Regions from separate parts of the Mus musculus genome. Here region 2 is linked to region 1. A link is a loop called in an ENCODE intact Hi-C map of the cell type or tissue named here. Cell type or tissue: left cerebral cortex. All regions are shown on one strand.

What was found. A loop is a pair of places that touch in the nucleus more often than their neighbours do. Peaks named below come from ENCODE experiments on the same cell type or tissue, not always from the same donor. Only the 100,000 strongest peaks of a DNase experiment are listed, where the experiment ranks them.
Region 2: it touches region 1 in a loop (5-fold over the local background); 1 of 42 quality-filtered maps calls a loop at or near these places.

The regions. Positions count from the first base shown.
Region 1 is chr1:151,890,762-151,893,261 of GRCm38, reverse strand. 1700025G04Rik (RIKEN cDNA 1700025G04 gene) reads left to right here. Exons shown (of 6, transcript NM_197990.3): 6 at 1-2,500. Among named protein-coding and RNA genes, the nearest start is that of Edem3, 140 kb to the right of the region's middle. In left cerebral cortex, a CTCF peak has its summit at 1,078; DNase peaks (open chromatin) are centred at 1,681, 2,000 and 2,234; H3K27ac peaks cover 376 bases.
Region 2 is chr1:152,087,578-152,090,077 of GRCm38, reverse strand. It overlaps 1700025G04Rik (RIKEN cDNA 1700025G04 gene), which reads left to right. Exons shown (of 6, transcript NM_197990.3): 1 at 1-146. Among named protein-coding and RNA genes, the nearest start is that of 1700025G04Rik, 1.5 kb to the left of the region's middle. In left cerebral cortex, no CTCF peak of the experiment used is centred here; DNase peaks (open chromatin) are centred at 428 and 944; H3K4me3 peaks cover 2,106 bases; H3K27ac peaks cover 1,371 bases.

The sequences.
Region 1 (2,500 bases):
CATTAAATTACAGTGTTTCTTAATGAACCTGCAGAGGAATATTGCTAAACACAAACACACACACACAAGAACAAAAACAACAACAACAAAAAAAAAAACTGTTCTGGAACTTTCTTTGTTGCTGCTAGTTAAAACTTGTTGCAACTTTTCACTTCTCTCGTGTCCAAGTATGCAGCAAAATTCTGCAGTTCACTTTAAAGATGTTATTGGTTTCAGGATGCTCTCTAGCCTGTATCCTCGGCGATTGGGTAGAGGTGAACTCTGATACAGATGTCAGTTCTAGCCTGGTTCTGCTTTGATGTCAAGCATCCCCTCCCTTCTATTCTCCTTATCCATCTCTTTCGAGTGGTCCAGAGATGGCCTGAGCCTTGCTTCTCACTGGTAACGTGGGGCTTTGGACATGGGATGGTGGCCACGGTGAGCCTAGTTTCTCTGCTTGAAAGAGCCACAATTGATTGAAAGCCTGTTGTAACCTAACCTGACTCCCGGAAGTGACAAAGGAACAAGTGAGCAGTAGGTTGTTCCGCTTACTAGGACTCTTAGTGCAGGATTAAGCTTGTAGCATTGGCTTTTGCTCAGATGCAAATGGAAGTGTGACCACGTGACCACAATCATTTTCAACCCCTCCCTCCTCACTTTTTTTTCTAAGAAAATAAACATTTTGCTGTTTTTCTGTATCCTTGTCTTCTCCCATTCATCCAGTTCAGTTAAAGATGACCCTAGGTGTGGAAGCTAAGTCCTCCTTCACAGGGACACTGATGATTGGCCTAAATGGCTCCCCACCCTTCTGGAGACATCGAACATGGTTTGGAAGGGCTGTGAGTGGTCAGAGGAGATGAGGCGACAACCCCGTGACTTCTTAGGAGGGCTGGAAACCACTGTCAACCTTTCACTCTGTTAACTTATCAGAACACGCTGTTTTCTGAGTTCCCCCTTCGATGTGTTATGTGAGCCTTGCCCCTTCATTCGTTTCTGTTTCCAGCTCTGGTAGTGTGGGTTAAAAAAAAAAAAAAAAATGTCTGCCTACTAGAAAACATAGGACATCCACGCTGGTGATGTTACTTGGAGAAGTGAAAGCCAAAAGCCCCTGGTGGTGGGGAGTGTTGACTGTGTGTTCAGTAGAGTTTATTTTTCCATACTATATGAAGAGAATGATCTCTTCTCAAAGACAGAAGTAATATTTTTAACAAATATTGTCACAAGTAAATAGCAATCAAAAGGAGAAAAAATAACTTTTGTATTTTTTTAATCGTGTTTGATAGCTTTGATGAGGGTTCTCTTTGTTACTTTCAGGGGAGGGCACCCTATTAAATGCCACGCCAGCAGTCCTGGATTGAGCTTGTCCTACACACACACACACACACACACACACACACACACACACACACACACGAATGCTGTGTTTTTCTCAGAGGGTTGTGAATTTCAAGGGTCTCACGATCAGCCACACTGCCTGCCACCTTGGAAGATGGAATAGTTACAAGAGAGACAGTTAAGATGCTCCCAATTGTCTGGAAATTGTCTGCCACACAGACTAAAACAGGAAGCTAAATTCGTTCTTGCCGAAATGAGCCTTGGCTTTCAAAGCTGTCCGCAGATTCTTCATCTCCTGTCAGACCCAAGGCAGCAAAAGCGAGGGGGAAAATGCAGTGGAGTTCTATAGAAAATGGACTCGGGTGTTTAGCAACAAAATGCCATAATTCTTGCATCCAGCAGCAGCTATTTTGGGGAGCAGCTGTGGTCGTTATATAAACAGAGTTTCAGCCCAAAGCTTAGGCTTTTTATCCAGCTTCAAGCAGAAAATACGGGGAGAGTCGAGCAGTCTGGGGTTTTAAGTTCCCTCCCTTCGTGTGTTTTTTCGGCCAAAGGACAAAAATAGTTTTCCTCAACTGTAAATGAACTGCTAAACCCCACCTCAGCCCTGTTCACTGGAGACTTTGTTCACTGTTCTCTGGATGGCCTATTCCGGAATCTCATGTTCTTATCAAGCAAGAATGAAGTGAATGTTAACGTCTTCCGTTTGACTCCTCTACTTGGTGTCTAAGACAGTGTCTTTCCAGAAGACCAGCTCCCTGTACCCGAAGATGAGACACCCATGTCCTTTCCCTCGGTCACAGGTAGCACCTTGGATGTCACTCATGTCTCTCGGGAACCTCACTTTTGAGTGTTAATGAGCCCCTAAGTGCTGTTTAGGAAACAGCGGTTTTCCACCATTCTCTCGCCCATGTTCCTCTCGGATACTTTGCTGTAAAACGAAGTGATTCTATCTTCAGACGCACGTTTGGTCGCCTCTAGAAATAGGTCCAAGAAATGGGATGGATGACTGGGTTGGCATGAAATGCCTGACTGTGTTAGCAACACTCAAAACTGTCTGTTTTCCATTTGTTGGTTTGAATCATAAAATTGTCAAGTGATTTGTGTTTGTACTTTATTTTTCTATACCTTCTGGAAGGATCTAAATTAAAAATATATGCCCCTCCCCCATGTCAGAACATTAAGC
Region 2 (2,500 bases), 200 kb before region 1:
GCGGCGGGGAGGAGGGGGAGCCCCGGCCACACTGTAGGGAGGAGGAAGAGGAGGACGTGGAGGAGGGAGGAAGAGAAGAGGCGAGGAGGCCAGGGGCGGGGGGCGGGGGGCTTGCCACCTTCAGCCCCCCCCCGCGAGCGCCCAAGGTAAGCGGGGGCCACCTCCGGCGCGCTGGGCATCCCGGGTGGGCGAGGAGGGAGGCCTGCGGGGTGTCTGCCGAAGGGATGGGAGCCGCGATCCCGGTGCTGCCGGCGCTCTTCTCTGGCTGGGGCTGCCGCTGCGGGGCTGCTGGGGCTGCTCGCTGCAAGGGACCGGAGCCAGGCTGGGGGAGTTGGAGGGGGGCGTCTGCTTGCAGGGTGGAGGGGTTGGGATGCGGTTAGGGCTGCTGACGACTTTCGTCACATCGAGGCCTGGGTGGCTGGTGTGAGACACCCCTCCCTTCCCACCCGCACCCCGCGCCGCCCTCAGCCTTCCTGCTCTTCTCTAGCTTTGCCTGTAGCCACTGTTACTTTGCAAGCAGGAGCTGGGAAGGAAAAAAAAAGACACCCAAATTTAGAATCTTTGGCTAAGTCTCCAAGTCCCTTCCCTCGTTCCCACTGATGGATGCGTTTGTGTGGGGGATATGATCCCCGAGATTTCTGAAGTTTTGACCTTTTTGGGGTGGCTTGTTTTCTGTACATCTGCTTGTCTTCCTGGGTGTATTTATTATTCGTGCCCTTGCGCGGCAGCCGGAGGGTGCTTGGTTGTATTACATGAGCAGATTCCTTTCCACCTCTGCAGGCAGTTCGAGAAGTGCCGCGGCGGCTGGGCTGCCTTTGCTGCTTAATGTCCTTCCCTATCATCCGCCCTGCCCCCTCCCTCCAGAGAGAGATATTTTTTATACCCCTCTGTCATGTGTGTGTGGGAGAAGTCCTTAGGCCGAAGAGCTTTCATCGCCCATTCATTCCTCTTGCGAAGGCTCTGAATGGCTCAGGCATGTTGATAACATTTGGGGGGTGCCTATCTTTGCCTGTGGAGTTGCTTGGCCCAAGATAAAAATATACACACCCAAACACGCAGTAATCTTGAGGGAGCAAGCACAGTTTGAGAGGGAAGTGATTTGTTTCCAGTCGGAAGCTGACAACCTAGGAGATACCTTCATCGCCTGTGAGTTCGGAAGAGTGTTTTAAAATAGAGCTTATGCTCTGTGTGGCTGGAAGACAGCCATAAGTTCAGTTGCTCTGCAGCTCTGAAAGTGATACACCCTGACCAACCAGAACCTCAGTGAAGCTCCTCTGTGAAGCTCCTCTGACTCAGACATTGGGAGGGGGCCGCTTGGCCACAGATCCCCTGAACTTTTTTTTTTTTTTAATTTCTCTTTTAGACGTGTGAGGAGCTGACAAGCTCATTACACAAACGGTTATAAGAAACACCTTCCAATTCAAGGCGATGCTGTTCACATTCTACCTAATGAGAATAACCTTTGAGTTTGGTGGAACTGGGATGTACCAGGAGGAAGCAAACATGGGTGGGCCTGGACTACTTCAGTTCCGATGGGGGGGGGGGAAGGAAGATTAGGTGATATTTAAGAAGGGTCTGTTAAGTCCAAGATGCAGAGTTTGGGGGTTTCTACACCCCCACCCCCACCTTTGTACTTATGGAGCAGAGTTATATGGTTAACTGAGTATGTGCAGTGTTTTTAGCAATCCAATTGATGGGATTTGGAAATTCATCTGGACTCCATCATCTGTTTTTGTCCCCCTACTTAACAAGTAGGAAGGGTCCCTGGGATGGAACAGCCCGGCACATTTAAAGCCATTAAATGCTGGCACTAGTACTTCCGAGATCAGGCGCTCAGCGTTCTAGTGGGTGGTACTGTGCGAGCTAGGTTTCAAGCACAGAAACACAAGTGCTCTGGACCCCTTAGATGGGAGGATGTCTCAAGAGGGCTGAGGTGCCTCTGGCCTTTAGCTTGCAGCTCACTTGGAATATAAACTCTCTTTACACCCCATCAAATTTGGAACATAGACCCCACTTGCCCTCCCTCCACTGACTGTGTGGTTGGTAGAGAGAATCCACATCCTTCAGCAGGGAGAAGTTCATTCTAGAAGGATCCCAGCTTCTTCTTAGCTTCTTCCTTTTTCAGGGTTAAAAGTTTCCACTCCAAGTTGAAAAAAAAAAAAACTGACAATTTTGTTTTCTTGTTACCTCTTCCCCAGCCTACCTCCCTTAATCATTTTGTATGGATCTCTTGGACAGTGATAGGGCACTGTACAAACTGTTTTAATGAGATCCTATCTTAAAGGAGGTGGACAAAGTTTTTGAGGATAACACCTGAGGCTCTTGTGTTCTCTCTCTCTCAAAAGGAGAGACTTAAATGTCTCAAGGAGTCACAGATGCGATGAAGAGCATCCCCATTCAGGGGTGCTGTGTGACTGATTGACATGTGGTACTGAGGATGAAGATGGTTCACACCTTGTACCATGTCCAGGCTGGAGGCATTTTTTAGTATTGTGTTGGG